Regions from separate parts of the Homo sapiens genome. Here region 2 is linked to region 1. The links are chromatin loops, found by intact Hi-C in ENCODE. Cell type or tissue: ascending aorta. All regions are shown on one strand. Each heading gives the region's core, and the rest is flanking DNA. Links, peaks and the distances in the headings are about the cores only. Region 1 has its middle 77 kb from the start of RNF7. Region 2 has its middle 29 kb from the start of RNF7.

Region 1 (9,385 bases), core at 353-8,352:
TCCTTTCCTTCCTTCTTCCTTCTTTCCTTCCTTCCTTCCTTGCCCCCTCCTCTCCCCTCTCCTTCCTTCCTTCCTTCCTCTCTTCCTTCCTTCCTTTCTTCCTACAGAGTCTCACTCTGTCACCCAGACTGGAGTACAGTGGGGTGATCATAGCTCACTGCAGCCTCCAGCTCCCAGGCTCAAGCTCCTACCTCAGCCTCCCAAGCAGCTGGGACTACAGGTGGGTGACACCACACTTGGCTAATTTTTTAATTTTTTGTAGAGACGAGTCTCACCATGTTGCCCAGGCTGGTCTCAAACTCCTGGCCTCAAGCAACCCTCCCACCTCAGCCTCCCAAAGTTCTGGGACTATAGACATGAGCCACCACACCCAGCCTCTTTTTTCTTCTTTAACAAAATAGAAAAGAAGGGAAATTGTCTGAGTGCCTCTTATGGAGTAAAAATAATAATGATTATCTCATGAGACTTTTATTTTAATGATATTCAGAATCATAATGGAGACCCTACCCAAGCAACCCACACAATATAAACAGCCTTTATGGTGGTACTGATGCATGCTGATACCTACACATGGGGTCATGATGTTAATTGTATTTATGACAGTGATTGCAGTGAAAAAAATAATTGAATATTGCTGAAGGGACTGGTTTGAACAAGTTACGATTAGCCCTTATAATTAAGTAGCGGAGGCTGATTATAAGAACTGGAGTTTTAAAAAAATGACTTAGGAACAATTTTACCACAAAAGGGCTGGTTCTGGGAAGGTCCTCCATTGGGATGAGCGGGGAGACATGGCAGGGACCCCAGCAAAGGCACTGTGAAAGTAAGGATTAGAGAGACTGGGAAAGGCGGATGAGGGATGGCAGAGTGGAAGAGGTGCTGGGTGGAAGGAGGCTTGGGGGAAGGAAGGGAGAGAGGGAGCCCCAGCTGGGGAGCTGGAAGTTCAGAGTACAAAGTGAAGAGTTGGGGCCTGGCCCAGATGTGTTTGGGGTGCCAGGCTCCCCCATCTGATCTGTCAGGTGCCCACTTCCCAAGTTACCCATTTCATCTCAATGCTGACCTCTCCTCTCCTCTTTCCCCCTCACATCCAAGCCCTAGATTTAATCTTAGAAAAGATACGACATCAGAATATTTTCTGAAACCCAGTGCTTTTGGAGTCAGAATTCTGATTGCTGGTCTCACTCCAAGTGAGCCGGCCTCAGGAGGGGAGGCATGGGCGAGACCAGGTCTGACCTCACGGCAGGGACGCATTGGCAGCCAAGAGAAGGAGGCCCTCACTTGGAGGGGTCAGTGGGGGTGGCTGGAGTGCCGGGAGCAGAGGTCCTGCGGTGATGACCAAAGTGCTGACTTTCAAGCTGGGCCTTCCAGATGTGGAGGAGGGGCCGGTGGCCCTTCCAGGGAAGTGGTGTGAGAACAGGCCCTCTGGAAGGGATGGGAGGGGCAGCCATGTAGGTCAAAGGGGGAATGGAGGAGAAGGGCTGAGCAGGCAAGCCGGGCTTTGCACTCCACTCAGTCAGGAATGCAGAGTGGATGACACAGCCAGCTCTGGGCTTGCAAGTGAAACCACCTTTGCAAAAATTATAACTGAGAAAATTATGGCAGTGAAAGAAATCTGACCTAACCAACTCCTTCTTGCTTTTAACCTTCAAAATGTCCTTGCGCATTCCTGGGCACAGGCCAGAATAACTTGGGGAGGAACTTAGTTTATGTTAATAGATTAACTTCGAAACAAAGACAATAACAACCCTTTCCCAAAACAAATCCCCTTCTTGACTAGGGACTAGACTGTCTTTGCAGGACTAACAAATTAGCCACAAGATTAGAAATTATGGTTTAGGAGTCACTGTTGTAAAACCTGAGATCAGTGCTTGAGACAGTTTGCAGACCCTGTGTTCCAAAGCACCAGCTGGTGCCACTCAGATGGGTAAGATGGCTCATCTGGTCTTGTGGACCCTACCCAGGAACTGACTCAGTGCAAGAGGACAGCTTCAACTCCCTATGATTTCATCTTCAACCCGACAAATCAGCATTCCCCACCTTGTGACCCCCTACCCACCAAATTACCCTTAAAAACCTCAATCCTGAATTTTCAGAGAGTTTGATTTGAGTGATAACTTCATCTTTTACATGGCGTGGCTGGCCTGGTGTCAATCAAACTCTTTTTTACTACAATGCTGTGGTCTTTATTTGTGCAGCGGGCAGAAAGAACCCCTTGGGAGGTTACACAAGGACCGAGTACCCATGTGGCTTGGGAGTAAACCCTAGCCAGTTCATTTCAGAGAAGAATAAGAAAACAAGACCATACACTCACCTTCCTGAGCACCTGGTCACTGTCAATGCTGCTTTTCAGGTCACTTTTGATGGCTGGACACACGGACGTCTGAGACTGCGCACAGTGTTTCTCATATGTTTTCAGAAACTTTTGAAGAATCAAAACGATGGGCAGGGGTGCCCCTTTAGATTTTTGTTTTCCTTCATTTGCTCTTGGCATTGTTTTATAGTGTTAGATTTCACTTGGATTCTGAAAACAGTAACTTGCCCTGAAACCCAACATACAGGTGTCTTTTTAAGGAGCAGAACATACTTCCTCCACTAAAAATATTAGGAAAATATTGCTGCATACCCTTCTCTGAAAATCTTGAAGTGCTTCATTTATCTTAAAATGGGACTAAGGAGTCAAAATGGAGACCATTGAAAGGAATTGTTCAATTTCCAATTTCCCTACTCATGGGTCCATATCCTTCTTTTAGATTCTTCAAAATAGGGGCAATGCCCACTGGAACTTAGTTATAAAGGAATGCAATTAACATTTATACTGGTTACTAAAAATTACCAAGAACATACTGGTTTTTAAATGGCATAGTTCCCTTTACAGACACAATTCTTGCCAGACAGTAATATATCATAGTGGTTAAGAATGTGGATTTGGAGATGACTGGGTCTGGACTTTAGTCTTGTCTCTACCACTTGACCCACTGGGTAGCCTTAGATAAATTATGAAGCCTCTTCACGTTTCCATTTCCCCATCTGTAAAATGGATTATGGGCCAGAGTGAAGTTTTTGAAATGTAAATCAGGTCATATGACTCTTCTACTTAAATCTCTCCAATGGCTTCCCACTACATTTATCTTTACTGAATTTATCACATGCATATTCTACCAGTTATTAAGAGAGTGAACGTGAATTTGTCTAACTTTGCTATTAATTCTGCCAACATTTGTTTTATATATTTTAAAGCTATGTTATTAGGTGTCTATACATTTAGAACTGATAAATCTTCCTGAGGAGTCTACTCTTTTGTTATTATGTAATATTCCTGTTTATCTCTAGTAATGCTTTGCACTTTCAAGCCATGGTTCCCATACTACACTGAGGCGCTTCGGGGCACTGCCACAGATTTACAGGGCACTGTAGGATAATTTAAAATTTCAAGAGAAAGCCAACAACATCTGTTAGATGTCATGTGAATTATTAGCTGGAAGAATTTTACAATTTCAAATTAGATCACACTTGTATTCGTATCCTATTTTTACATAGCAAATGACCCCATCATGGGTGAAAAGCATTCTGGAAAGGGGAATGAACCCAGTGGAATGTAGAGACATTCAGATACTAGGGTAAGGGAAAATCACAATATCATAGTTCTGGTTGGGACTTTACAGATTGTCTAATCCAGGATGTTGAATGCTAAAAACAGAAAAGCACTAGGCAAACCAGGATCACTGTTAACTCTAGCAGTCCTCCTCCACTCACGGCCATCTCCCAGGTGTCCTCTCAGAAGTCTGTACTCCAGTCTGCTGCCACAGAGCAACCAGACTTGGCAGCTACAGAAAACTGTTTATTGGGCAAGGTCAACCTTTTTTTGGTGCAGTGGTGCAATCACAGCTCACTGTAACCTTGATCTTCTGGGCTCAAGGAAGGAAAAGAAGGGACTTACTTCAGCTGAAAACAGAACTGGGTCTCCTGACTCCCAGGACTGTTTCAGGCACAAAGACATGGGCCATAAGAGCACACAGAGAATGGCCGGGCACGGTAGCCCCAGTCTCTACTAAAAATACAAAAAATTAGCTGGGCATGGTGGCATGTGCCTGTAATCCCAGCTACTCCGGAGCCTGAGGCAGGAGAATCGCTTGGACCTGGGAGGCGGAGGTTGCAGTGAGCAGAGATGGCGTCACTGCACTCCAGACTGGGCGACAGAGCAAGACTCCTTCTCAAAAAAAAAAAAAAAAAAAAAGCACCCAGAGAAATTGCGACACCCCCCACTGCAGGCCAAGAGGAGTGCCCTCTGAATGAAACCCACCTCAACGGCAGCTTGATCTCAGACTTCCAGTCTCCAGAACTGTAAGAAAATTCTGTGGTTTAAAGTACCCGGTCTATGGTATTTCGTCATGGCAGCCCAAGCTAAGACAGGTAGTATACAGTATTACTGCTCACATTATGGATTATTCCTCACCAGCATTTAAAGTATTTACAGATGCACAAACTACCCACATAGATTCTGCAAATGCTCTAATAAGACACTTTTGAATCTTGAGTTTTTCACTTAATGTTTTATCACGAGAATTTATGTCATTTTTATATACAGTAAATGCTCAGGTTGGCAAATATCTAGGCACTTCAAAGCCAGCATTGATTGAATCATTAATGAATATTTATTGAAGGTCTAAGGTATATGTGTCCCGCCCTGTGCTAGGTTTTACTTGTCTTTTCTGAAAGTGACTCTCCCTCCCCAGTGTCCTGGAGACAGTGTGGGGACAGCGTGGGTGCCGGAGGAGGGGCTGAGAGTGGAGGTGGCCGGACCCTGCCCTCTGTCCCGAGGGGATGTGGAGGGCCCCCCTCTGGGTCCCTTGCCCGCCCAGCTTGGACAGCTCCTGGTCCACCTCGGAGTCCCAGGGGACATGGAGAGGGCCTGCAAGGAGAGGCTGCTTTGCGCTCCCTCTCCAAGGCTCCCGTGCTTTTAATATATTTCCCTAGAGAATCCTAGCTGCTCACCCTGAGGCCGGGAAAAGCCCAGCTGCGTGCACTCTTCCCCGCCCCCGCCCTGGGGCTGTGCGGGTGCATAGGGGAGAGAATAGGGGTTGCGAGCACCATGGTCTCCAGGGAGCCTCGCTCCTGGGATCAAGCATTTCTCCTGGAGCTGGGGCAACCTCCTCCGGCCCCTGCCCGCCCCGCCGGGCGCCCGCACTCACTCGCTCTCACTCTCCCTGCGTCCCGGGCCGGCTGCCCGCGTGGCGTCCGGCGCCCTGGAGACTGCGGCGAGGGGCGGAGGCTGGAGGGACTGTGGCCACCCAGGGCGCCGGCGCCGGGGAGACAGCGGGAGCTGGAGGAGGAGGCAGGTGGCGGCGGGAAGCAGTGTCAGGACTGGTCGGAACTCGGGCTCGGGCTCGGGCTTGGATTTGGAGAAACTGAGAAATCCTGGTGTCCTCGCTGCAGGTCAAACTTGTCGCAGCCAACGTCGCTGCGAGGGACGCTGCCTGGCAGGGAACAGGGGAAGTTGAGGAAGGCGGACCGGCGTCCCTGTTCATCAGTGGGGAATCTTGGGGAGACAGAGGCCTCCGAAGCGTGGACGCTCCAGCCTGTTGCCGCCGCTCCCAAGGCCGCCGTGGACCAGCCCTGGAGCCGCTAACACGATTTCCCAGGGAGCCGCGTCCCCGCATCACCCAGCAGGAGCTGCAGGCGACAGGGACGCTCTCGCCGTCCCGCCCGGTCCTCTCTTGCCCACTAGAAGGGCTTCATGGAGCGGCTGCTTCCCCCTCCCAATCCCAGGAGAAAAGGGGCGCAGGGATAAAGGCAGAGGCTCAGGGACTATACAGGAGTTTTTCTGGGGAATGTTAAGGAGAAAGGTGCAAAACAGCTGAAGCTTTCAGGACTGGATGGGGAGGAAAAAGGATTTTAAAAAGCTTTACTGGCCGGGCGCGGTGGCTCACGTTTGTAATCCCAGCACTTTGGGAGGCCGAGGAGGGCAGATCACCTGAGGTCAGGAGTTCCAGACTAGCCTGGCCAACATAGTGAAACCCCGTCTCTACTAAAAATACAAAAATTAGCTGGGCGTAGTGGCGGGCACCTGTAATCCCAGCTGCTCGGAAGGATGAGGTAGGAGAATCGTTTGAACCTGAGGCAGAGGTTGTAGTGAGCCAAGATCGCGCCACTTGCTTCAGGCAGTAGTCTGGGGGCGTAGAAAGGAAGGCTTGGGAGGATGTGGTGGGCAGAATAGAATCCCCCAAAGATATGCATGCTGTAATCCTGGGAACTTGTGGATATGTTACCTTATATGGCAAAAGCGACTTTCCACAGGATTAAAGTTATGGACCTCGAAGCAGGGCGCAGGTTGGAGTGAATGGTTATCCTTGATTACCCAGGTGGGCCCTGTCTAATCACAGGAGTCTGAGAACGTGACATTGAGAACCTTTTAGGTTAGGTCAGAGAGAGATAAGGAAGATAGAGAGAGAGAGAGAGAGAGAGAGAGGAGAGAGAGAGAGAGAGAGAGAGAGAGAGAGAGAGAGAGAGAGAGAGAGATGAAATGAGCAGGATTTTGCGACCTGTTGAAGCCTTTAATGGGGAGGTAAGGAGACTCAAGCCAAGGAAGGTGGGCAGCCTCTAGAAGCTGGAAAAGTGGAGAAAGAATTCTCCCCAAAGCCTCCGTAAGGAAACACAGCCCTGCCAACTCCTTGATTTCAGTCCAGTGAAAGTTGTGTGGGATTTCTGCCCTCCATATCTGGCACATAAGTTATCTATATCTATCTTAGGATATAGAGTAGGTGCTTAATGCATACTTGTTTAATGGAAAAAAGTGAATAAAAATAACAGTTGGATTAAATAAATTCACAGTAAACTGCAAATGGAAAGTAACCCCTTCATTCCTGTAGGGCTGGCTGTAGTTTTCTAAGCGTATGTTTTAAACCCAATTGGCTCTAATGGGAGGAAGTCTGGGCTCACAGTGAAGTGAGGAGGGTCAAGAATGGCCAGGAGGGATCCTGAATTTGGTCCAACATGACTTTCCAGTGAGTGTGCCCTTAGGAGTCTGTGCCCCTCTGTTATTTTTGCCTCTTCTCTTCCTCTCTCTGCTGGAACTTACAGCTTTTCTCAAAGGGTCCTATTTTGTGCATGACTATTTCTGCCTTCATAAGACAAAAAGCAGAGGAGGGCAGTGAGGGAGGAGAGTTCCAGAGTAGGCAAGAGGGCACCTGCAGGGCACCCGCTGAGACTCAGGGCAGATGCTTAGGGAGCAGAGGAATGGTCAGGAAGGCCAGAGCCCGAGGACAGGGACAGTGAGGGGCAGAAGCTAGACAGCCCATCAGAGCTGAGATGAAGGGTCCTTCGTATGCACTGTGGGCAAGTTCTTAAAGGAACCATGTCACTAGAATTTGGTCCAGCTGCTAGTGACAGAAACCCAGTTACACAGCTGAAACAATACAGAAAGTCACTTCCCTTTCATGTAAATGAAGTTCAGGAGTGAGCAGTCCAGAGCTGCTGCAGAAGCTCCAGGATTATAAAGAACCAAAGCAACTTTTACTTTATTACTCTTCCATCCTTGGTGTGTGACTTCTACCTCATGGCCCAGAATGGTTGTTGAACTCCAGCCATTTTGTCCCAAATTCAGGAAAGAAAGCTGGAAAAAGAAGGGCACATTCTCTGTCTTTAAGGATATCTTCCAGAAACTGCACATGACACTTGTGCTTACATCCCCCTAGATTAGGGACATGACCATACAAGATCATACCTAGCTGCAGAGGAGGCTGGGAAATGTAACCTTTATTATAGGCAGCCATGTGCCCACCTGAAAATGGGAGCTTTTGTTACTTACAGAAGAAGGGAAAGACAGATATTGGGAGATAACTAGCACCCTGAGCCACCACAGCTGGTAGCTGCCAGAGCCACAGCAATGACAGGTGCAGTGGTGAGATAGTTGCCAGTTTATCAGTACTGACACAGGATTCTTCTCAGCCACTTTGCCAACTGGGGACCTCCTTAGCCAACAATGCCTCACCTGCCTCCCAGGTCTCACTTGCCCACAGCCTGCTGCTGGAGGCACCCTCCCCACTTGGCCCACCTGTGTTATGGCTTGTACCTGCGTTCGGTGGTTTCCGAGCTCTTGTCCCACATCCAAGAAGAATGAGGATACACTGACAATTCAAAGGGTGAGGAGGGTGGAGAAGAATTTTATTGAGCCACAGAACAGCTCTCAGCAGAGAAGAGATGCGGGGGTGGTCCCCCATGCCAGCAGTTGGGTGGGTTTCTCTCCCAATGTGGCTGAATCAGGGCTTTTATGGACTCAGAATGGCAAGTGTGTGCTGATTGGTTTGTGAGTATGCAAAAAAGTTTAAAGCGAAGATACCACTCAAAGGTGCACACAACAGTGTAGAAAACCCTTAGGGAAGTGTGGGTATATGTAAAATAGGTGAAGGGTGGGGATCAATTAGAGGAAAGCATGCCAAACGGAAAGACGGGTTCTCAATCTGGTCCATGGATTTGACATGTAGCTTGGCTTTCAGGCTTTAAACTTTCTTTGGCTTGGAGGTGGAGTTTCACTGGGGACCCGCCCCTATCTCCCTAGGCATTTGGCTGACTCCTGTCACTATCAGTACTATGTGGATTTCTCACACGTTGAGCATTTGTAAAGCAGGGGCAGCCTGGAACTCATTTAACAGTTGTAATTTTGGATGTGACTCACCAGGGCTGAATTACCTAAGAGGCTAACCAAGTATGTGTGCAGGGCTCCAGCAAAGTTGGAAACAAAACAATAGCAATGAGAAGGAAAGAACTTGCTATTTCATATTGCAAGCAAACAAACAAACAAAAAGCTAGCAAAATAGTTTTGGGAAAAATCAGTACTTTGTTGGGCTTCATTATTTATATTTTGCAGTGCAGTGCTGTTTTGGTTTTTGATTTACATAGAAGAGAAAGATGGATGTGCCACAATCTCTTTGGTTCTTAAAAACATGATCAGGTACTCAGAATCAATATCAGCCTACCCCACCGGGTGCCTTTGCTCCCTGCTAATCCATCACTGGAACTCTTAAAAGGCCTTTGAGATGAATTTTGCTTTTGGTGGAGAGGGGCTGTTGTGCTACTGAATACACAGGAGATTGTATGCCAGAGGGGAGAAATCCTGAGAGAAGAAAAGGAAAGGAGAAAGAGAAAGAAAGAGAGAAAATGAGAATAGGAGGGAGAAGAGACAAAGGAGGAAGGTGAAGTCAAAGGGACAGACCAGTTCAGGGGTGACCCACTCCTGATGTGGGGATTTTAAATGTATCCACAAATACATCTACTCCTTCCTTCAAAAGATGGAGCTTCATTCTGCTTTCCTTGGGTGTGGGCTGACCTTAGTGACTGGCTTCTAGTGAATAAAACATGGTAGAAGTGATAGTGTGTGACCAGGTCAGAA
Region 2 (9,385 bases), core at 820-8,819, 48 kb before region 1:
TCACACCTGTAATCTCAGCACTTTGGGAGGCCGAGGTGGGCAGATCACTTGAGGTCAGGAGTTTGAGACCAGCCTGGCCAACATGGTGAAACTCTGTCTCTACTAAAAATACAAAAATTAGCTGGGTGTGGTGGTGCACGCCTGTAGTCCCAGCTACTCAGGAGGCTGACGCAGGAGAATTGCTTGAACTAGGGAGGTGGAGGTTGCAGTGAGCAGAGATTGCACTACTGCACTCCAGCCTGGGCGACAGAGTAAGACCGTGTCTCAAAAATAAAAATAAAAGTAGTAATAATAATACTAAGTAGCCATCCATCAAGCTCTCAAGCCTCAAGCCTTGGCTGTGTTCTGTTGCCCTTGACTGTCCCCATGGTGCTGTCACTATCGACTACCTGAAACTATATATCTTGGAGTCGTTTCCACCCAGCAAGCTTTTTCTACAGTAGCTGCAAATCCTACTTGGCCCACTGGGGATGTGGACTCAGTAGGCCTGGACAGGGAAATGCCTAAGATTCTCAAGACAAACAAGGTAAGGAAATATCCTGTTTTTGAGAAGCTTTTGAGAATAGCTGTGTCCTTCTGCCTGAGGAGGCTGGGACAACTTTGTAATCAAACACAAAAGAGTGTTCACTCCTGAGTAGGCCGCCCTTCTTCCTCAGGTCACATTGATTACATTTTACATTATATCCTGACTTTAAGAAAGAAAAATTGGGAGGTCATACTTCCTGTTTTTCCTCAGTTGCCAACTTCTTAAAATGGGGCTTCTAGTGAGGTCTTTGAGACTGCTTTATGGTCCACACACAACTGTTTGCCACGTTAGGTACCAAGACCAAGATGGGTCACTGCTTGGCTCTCAGAGCTGAAAAACCTCATCGGAAACTGCTAAAAAGGTGCAGTTAAATAATTATCCCCATGATTTAATTCAAGCACTTAGTTTTAAAAGGTGAACAAATAAAGCCTCTTAACTTGCTACTTACCATGTTAAAGTTTGAATGAATTCCAATAAACCATTTTCTCCTTCTCTTCCTTTTCCATCTATGCCATTATCTGCCTAATGCAACTTCACTAACCAAGGACCACTTTCCATCAGACCTTCAATTTTCTTCTTGATTCCTACAAGAAAATCAAAGTATTTTATTATTTTTAGACAATAGTTCCCCTGTTTGTCACCAGCTAAGCTGACTTTATTCTTTTAGCTTGTACTTTACTGGACTTGTGTGAGTAGATGCATTTGCAGTATAGTCAAGGAAATACTGTATATATAATTTTTAAAGTCCTCGTTTTATACTCAGTACATCCTTCCTTCTTTAGAACAAGAAGCCCAAAATTACTCTGCATGAAAGGAAATTCCATCTAAGATTTAGATTGTTGCCTTTACTTTGAAGAGGAAAATGATGTATCTAGAAATTTCCTGGAAGAAGATGAATGAGTTGCCCACTGATCTAGGGGAAGTGATAGTTCTTGTGAAGGAATTCAGCCCTTTAAAGGAGCCTGAAAAGCTGTTACCTTTTTGAGCTTTAAAAGAGAAAATCTGAAGGAGAAAGAACCATCCTGCCTTTGTAGAATTCATGACTGGGCTCAGGGTTCCTGGGGTTGGTTCACACTTGTCAGTCGACACAGCTTTTGTAGAGTCTATTGTCAGTGCTGGGAAACAGCATCAGGTCCACATTTAATTTATGTCAGTTCAAGTTTAGGAGTTTGGCAAAGAAAAATACAGGAAGGGAATGGAGGAAAAGAAATAATCACAGGCATAATGAGGGCTCATCCACTCAGTAAGTATGAGATGGGAAATAGGAATTGGCAGTCCCACGTTCAAACTTTTTCTGGGGGCCTACAAGTGTTTAGAGTTATATGTGCCCCCTAAACACTAACCAACTACTTCATCTGGATCCAACTGAAGAAAGACCAAGTGATCTGTTCCAAAACTGGGGAAGAAACTGTGTGGGACTTAGAGATAATATGCCTAGATATTGTAATGTGTGGGCAAATTACGGAATTTTAAAGGATCATTTAACTATACACTAATTTTGTCCACAATGTCCACCATCGAGAGCCTAACCCTGGAGCTAGACAAGACTTGAATTCCTTCAGCATTTAACAAATATTTTCGAGCTCCTATTATGTGTCAGGCAGTGGTGTAGGTGCCAGGGACCCAACGGAGAACAAAAGAGACAAAAATCCCTCCCCTTATGAAGCCGACATTAAGTGAATGTTAACTAGCGTGGTTAGAGCAAGGAAGAGAACAGAGTCAAGGATAATCAAGCATAAGTTTTCAAGCCTGGAGGGAAAACTTGCTTTTCAGGAAAAGGAGATAAATTTGGACATCAGGCCTTCCTAGGTTGCCGGTTGGGGAAAAAGAGTAGAAAGTATGCTATTAAAAAAAGGATTTGATTGGTTTCTTTGGACATGAATCTAATCTGCTGGGTTGTTGGATTAAACAGACAGGATTGGCTGGGCGTGGTGGCTCACGCCTGTAATCCCAGCACTTTGGGAGGCCAAGAAGGGCAGATCACTTGAGGTCAGGAGTTTGAGACCAGCCTGGCCAACATGGTGAAACCCATCTCTACTAAAAATGCAAAAATTAGCCGGGTGTTGGGGCATGTGCCTGTAGTTCCAGCTACTTGGGAGGCTGAGGCAGGAGAATTGCTTGAACCCGGGAGGCAAACGTTGCAGTGAGCTGAGATTGCACCACTGCATAGCCTGGATGACAGAGCAAGACTCTGTCTTGAAAAAAAAAAAAAAAGGAAATAGGAAGGATTTATTTTCCTTTAGAACACAGTTGGAGGGATGAACACTGGCCCATCTTTTGGTTTTATTAGGGGTAAGCCTAACTTGTCTAAATCTCATTCATCCTTACATCTAAGTAAGGCATGGGAATGATAGCAAATGACAGCTGTCATGAATGATATAACAGTGCTACATTATTCACACTAGAATAGTATCTGGCACATGGTAGGTATTTAATAAATGTTTGTTCAATGAATCAATGAATCAATGACTAATAGAGTGTAAACTGCAATCGTGTTATGGAAACTTTATCTCACTGTTCAGTGCTTTTCCAAGTACAGTGTTTGCAATAATGCCTTGAGACCACTCGTGAACAAGATGAAATATGATTTTTCTATTTGTAAAATCTCTTCACAGAGAAAAATGCATTTGAAAACGTAAGTTGACTGCCCAGAATGATGAATGATGTGGATACTGATCACATGTGGCATCCATTTCTTTTTGTCTCCTTCTGGCATGATAGAAAGCAGTGGTGACCAATAGGGCCGAGGCTGAAAGCCAAAAGCTAAATTCCTTTACAGCTGCTCAGCTTTGCAAGGAAATACGTCATCTTAGCCAGTCTACATCCCTAACTTAGCCAGTGTGGCACAAACGTGTGCCCTTGGAGAGGAAGAGACTTCCAGGCCTGTGATTGGCCTGGTCTAATGTGTACTCCCATGGGAAAAACAATCAAAGTCTCCCTCCAGCTGATGATAAGAGAGGTCACAATGTCATCTCTGCCTGAAAAATAACCAGTTTGGAAAATGCTAGTCAAAACCACTCTCCAGAATTTAGACCTCTAATGAGTTACGGTGGCCCTGTTAGATAATAGGAAGGCTGGCATTGCTCAGTACAGGAACTTCCTGCTCCAGGGCTTTAACCAAAGTTCAAGCAAAACTGGATTCTTTTCCCTAGGTTGAAAACAAATTCCTTGGAGTAAGGGTGGGTATGTGCTCAGGCCTTGGTAATACTTGATACACCCCAGCTGTATTCACCGTAACCCTTTTTTACCTAATCTTACATTTCTTTACTTTGAAACAAAAACAGGCTCACTAACAATGACCATTTTAATTTATCCCCTCTGTCTGGGAGAATTTAGCAGTGGCATAGCTATGCCCGGTTGTGCCCAAGAGGCAGGGTGGTGTAGTGAGATGTGCGGAATCTCCAGGTTTAAAACCTCTCCGGAAAATGCTATGAAACTCCTTGGAAAGTCACTTGACTTCTCTGAATCTAAATTTCCTCTGGCAAAATAGAGATCATAATACCCATCTCTTAGAAGCATTGTGAGGACGGCTGGGAAGCATTGTGAAATAGTGGTGGTAGAGGCACGTAGGACACAGTTTTAGTGCCTCGCTTGCCAGCATTATCTCTGGCTTTCATACGTCACTGAAACACTGAAATGGGAGCAACCTGGTGAAGAAACTTCATGTGCAAGGGTCCTTCCTTCTACCACTGTCTCCCTGAGGGTCAGGAGGACAATGGCACACCTTCCCTGGCAGCCACTCCACAGATCTAGTATGGACCCACCCAGCCTTGTGCTTCCTCTCATTTTCTCTTTGGTCAATTGCCAAGCTTCCCCAGGTGTCCTGGACTTGAGAATCTTTCTCACCACCCTCTTTGAACTGGCTACTAGGTCCTGTCAATTCTCTTCCTTCTAAATATATCGAGACTCCATCTTTCTATCACTGCAGCCTCACTTTATCTTCTCTTGCCTGAACCAGTGTAAAAGCTTCCTGCTTTTCCTACCACTCCCCTCTCATCCCTGACTCCCGACACCACTCCAGAATCCTGCTAAGCTAGTGCAGTTGTCCTCTTCCTTCAGCGGACCTCGTCAGACACGATGAGAAGCCCTCTGACATTGATGAGAACTGGGAGATTGTGGATAGACTGTGCCTGACAGTGGAGGAGAAGATAATCACCAGGACAGAGGGTAACACTGATGACTTGCTCATTGGTGGAAATGCCTCCTCTGAAGGCCCCAAGGGCAAAGGTATCCAAAGCACCCAAAGTCATCTATTGGTGTTGATATTGTCATGAACCATCACTTGCAGGAAACCAGCTTCACAAAGGATGCCTACAAGTACATCAGCGGGGCAAGGTGGTTCACGCCTGTAATTCCAGCACTTTGGGAGGCTGAGGTGAGAGGATCATTTAAGCCTACCAGTTTGAGACCAGTGTGAGCAACGTGAAGAGACCCGGTCTGTACAAAAAAAAAATTAGCTGGCCATGGTGGTCACATCTATGGTCCCAACTACTTGGGAGGCTGAGGTGGGTGGATTGCTTGAGGCCAGGAGGTCAAGGCTGCAGTGAGTCATGATCACACCACTGCACTCCAGCCTGGGCCACAGAGTGAGATCCTATCTCAAGAAGAAAACAAAAAAAAGAAGTACATTAAAGACGACACGAAATCAATGAAAGGCGAACTTGAAGAAGAGAGATCAGAAAGAGTAAAACCTTTTATGGTAGGACTGCAGAATACATCAAGCACATCCTTGCTAATTTCAAAAACTACCAGTTCTTTTTTGATGAAAATATGAATCCTGATGGCATGGTTGCTCTACTGAACTACCGTGAGGATGGTGTGACCCCGTATATGATTTTCTTTAACAATGGTTTGGAAATGGGTAAATATTAACAGATTTGGCAATTACTTTGAATATATCACCTATCATCATAAATGGCTGCTGCTTGCCATCCACAAAACACCAGGTCTTAAGACAAATGGGCCCTTCATTTATTTTGACTGTGATTTATGTGGAGTGAAGGCCTTGTTTTTTTAAGAAAAAAAAAAAAAACATGTCACATAGGTTGTCTAAAAATAAAATACATTTAAACTTAAAAAAAAAAAAAAGCCCATAACTAGTCTCCTATCCTCTAACTATTCCTCTCTCTAAAGCACATTCTGCAAAACTGCCAAAGATGCTTTTCAAAAATCCTGTTCTCACTATGCTACTGTCCTGCTTCAAAACCATCATGTCTCCCCCTTTGCACACAGGAGAAAATCTAACTCCTGAACTCAGCATTCATGGCTTTCAGTCACGTGGGTCCACTGGCCTCTTCAGTCACATTTCCAGCCTCTTTCCCAATGACTGCTCTATGGCGAAAGTCACCCCTCCAGATGCCTAATACGCCAGGCACCTTCCTCCTGTGAGCCTTTTTTCATGTGGTCTGACTGCGTGGAACCTCCTCTCCTAACACAGCTGACAAACCTCTTCTCATTTCTTCCAAGGAGAGCCCTGTTTCCTAAATGGGCCAGTACTCAAAGGTCAGGTGTAAATTTTCATGGAACCAGCATCCCCCAGAAAGGCTCTCCATATCCTTCGCTTGCTGGCCTCTTCTGGGACCGCCAGAACAGGTGGGCATCCTACATTCTGGGGGGCATCAGATTAACCACTACTCAAATGTTCATCTGTGGATGCCAGGCCCTGGTAGACCTTCTCCTAGTGGTTGAATTATTTTTTCAAGTTGTTAAAAATAGCTTCTTTCCATCGAAAAGGAACGTGTGTAATTTCCTGTGTAAGTCCTAGTTTTATAAACCAGAACATAAACTGTTTGCTTGATTATAGGACTTAAGAAGGCAAAATGTAGTGTTTGATGATTCACACCTTGGGCCTTGGGACCTTTCTATAAAGGTTTCCATTGTTTAGCTGTCACCCCAGGATGAAGCCCCAAATAAAATAATTGCAGGATTATAACTGGTAACTTCCTGTTTTGGAACTAATAAAGCTGTTTTGAAGATTACATCTTGACTTTTGAACTTGGTCTTTGCATTCCTTAATGCCACTGGTATTTCTGTGGACTGTGGCTATGATATAAGCAACAATGCCTTATTTGGGGAAGTGTATTTGCCACTTGGGTGGCATGGTACTGTAGTAAAGTTCTGATCAATCCCAAGTTTGTGGACATACCATTTTATGGTTGGATTTTTGCCCCATGTACATGCCTAAGTCACTTACTGGCTCTCCCTGTCCTAAATCCTCCAAAATTGAAACAGCCCTGGAGGTTGTCTGTGGGGCTTGGGCTGGGAATGAACAGGCACAGGATACCCCAAGTCCTCACTGGGTCTTTCAAGAACTTTGGGGGCCTTGAGGCAACAAGGCAGCACTGGCTGAATAGGGCTCAGAGAAACCATCTAAACTGAGGGTGGCTATTCCTGACAACCTTACAGTGACTTCCAATCTTCAGCTATCTTTTGGCTCTTTGTGGACCTCGCAGGTTTGTGACTAGGCATAGACCAAGCCAGACATCATCCACTTGAGCACCGATCAACTTCCAGGCCCACGATTCCTAGTTCCTGTATCCCCATGGTACAGAGAGCCATGGGGCTCAGAGGTGGCTTCCCTGAATATAGAAGAAGAAAGTATAGAAGACAGTATAGGAGAAGACAGAGAAGCCAGAATGGAAATGGGACTGAGTCTTGTCTGTTCTGCGGTTTTCAGGGCAGAGAAGAGGCATCTCAGAGCCTCGGTCTGCTCTCTGATTTTCTTCATTGTGCAAAATAAATCAGGAGCAGACAGTCTGATTTTTTCAAGTCCAAAACAGTGATTCTCAAAGTGTGATCCTCGGACCAGCAGCATCAGCACCCTGGGAACTGGATAGAAATGCACACTGTCCAGCTTCACTCAGACCTACTTACTCAGAACCTGAGGGGTGGCGCCCAGCAATCTGTGTTTTAACAAGCCCTCTGGGTACCTCTGAGGCTGCTCAAATTTGAGGACCCTTGTTTTAATAACTCTTCATCTTCAGGGGTACACTGAGGCAAGACTGATTTGGACAAAAATCTTTAACTCCTGCAAACATAGAAAGAAGGTATTTTGCTTCCTTTATTAACTTATAAATGGTTGCTCAATGTAAAGCTGTCAAGTTCTTGTATTGCTCTAAATGTTCTTATCACTCCAAATGAGAGGAATAATAATAGGCACAGGTTTCCTAGTGCAGGTTTTGCCTCAATGGCATTGTGGGGACAACTTTCCAAGCAGCAGGCCAAAAGCCTCTTGTCCACAAAGAGGCCGGCATGGAAATCGTTTGACTGTTTCCAGTTAGAGCCAAATGGAAACCATGTGGACTTGTCACCCAGGAGGCTGATGTAGATCAGTCTGAATCTTTACTTTGAAACAAGTAGAACTCTTCTGCCAAAGATCAAACTCACCCCCCAAACACTTTATGATAGCAAAAACAGTTGTCAAATGTGGAAAGCTGTTGTTGAATTTGCTTTGTAAACTCTGGAAAGCATGACACTAGTCTGCCCTGAAAGGAAGCTATAAAATAAGTATAATATTAGATACAAAAGGATTTGAGGCAAAGAATTCCTTGGGAAACAAAAGACTTTAATGGCTCCCAATGTCTACTAGGTTAAGTACAAACTTTCCACCTGACATGCAAATTCTTCCTTACTATGACCCTCCCGTCTTGCCAAGGGCCGCCCTCCTCTCATCCTCTTGTTCTACCTAAACCTGCAGGCTCATGGCGTGCATTAAGGCCCTTCTTCCTCACTTAAGTCCTTCCTCACCTAAGTCTTTCCTTTGAAAAAAAATTTTTTTTATTTCCATAGATTATTGGGGAAAAGGTGGTGTTTGGTTACATGAGTAAGTTATTTAGTGGTGATATGTGAGATTTTGCTGCACCCATCACCTGAGCAGTATACACCGAACCCTATTTGTAGTCTTTTATCCCTCACCCTCTTCCCAGCCTTTCCCCCAAGTCTCCAAAGTCCATTGTGTCATTCTTTTTTTTTTTTTTTTTTGAGATGGAGTTTTGCTTTTGTTGCCCAGGCTGGAGTGCAATGGTGCGATCTCGGCTTACTGAAACCTCTACCTCCTGGGTTCAAGTGATTCTCCTGCCTCAGCCTCCTGAGTAGCTGGGATTACAGGCATGCACCACCATGCCCAGTTAATTTTTGTATTTTTAGTAGAGACAGGGTTTCTCCATGTTGGTCAGGCTGGTCTTGAACTCCCAACCTCAGGTGATCCGTCCCCCTCAGGCTCCCAAAGTGCTGGGATTACAGGTGTGAGCCACCGCGCCCGGCCCATTGTGTCATTCTTATGCCTTTGCATCCTCATACTTAGCTCCCACTTATGATTGAGAACATACGATGTTTGGTTTTCCATTCCTGAGTTACTTCGCTTAGAATAATAGTCTCCAATCTCATCCAGGTCGCTGTGAATGCCATTAATTCATTCCTTTTTATAGCTGAGTAATATTCCATCATATATATACACCACAGTTTCTTTATCCCTTCATTAATTGATGGGCATTTGGGTTGGTTCCACGTTTTTGCAATTGCGAATTGTGCTGCTATAAACATGCGTGTGCAAGCATCTTTTTCGTATAATGACTTCTTTTCCTCTGGGTAGATACCCAGTAGTGGGATTACTGGATCAAATGGTAGTTCTATTTTTAGTTCTTTAAGGAATCTTCACACTGTTTTCCATAGTGATTGTACTCATTTACATTCCCACCAGCAGTGTAGGAGTGTTCCCTGTTCACTGCATCCACACAAACATCTATTACTTTTTTATTATGACCATTCTTGCTGGAGTAAGGTGGTATTGCATTGTGGTTTTGATCTGCATTTCCCTGATCATTACTGATGTTGAGCATTTTTTCATATGTCTGTTGGCCA

Evidence for each region. A loop is a pair of places that touch in the nucleus more often than their neighbours do. Peaks named below come from ENCODE experiments on the same cell type or tissue, not always from the same donor. Only the 100,000 strongest peaks of a DNase experiment are listed, where the experiment ranks them.
Region 2: it touches region 1 in a loop (4-fold over the local background); 1 of 110 quality-filtered maps calls a loop at or near these places.

Annotation. Positions count from the first base shown.
Region 1 is chr3:141,656,198-141,665,582 of GRCh38, reverse strand. It overlaps the pseudogene LRRC78P. Among named protein-coding and RNA genes, the nearest start is that of RNF7, 77 kb to the left of the region's middle. RefSeq lists enhancers at 811-1,330, 1,331-1,851. In ascending aorta, for the core only: no CTCF peak of the experiment used is centred there; DNase peaks (open chromatin) are centred at 5,262 and 5,642; H3K4me3 peaks cover 2,814 bases; H3K27ac peaks cover 2,074 bases.
Region 2 is chr3:141,705,017-141,714,401 of GRCh38, reverse strand. It overlaps the pseudogene LRRC78P and the pseudogene TPT1P3. Among named protein-coding and RNA genes, the nearest start is that of RNF7, 29 kb to the left of the region's middle. In ascending aorta, for the core only: no CTCF peak of the experiment used is centred there; a DNase peak (open chromatin) is centred at 3,311; H3K27ac peaks cover 5,980 bases.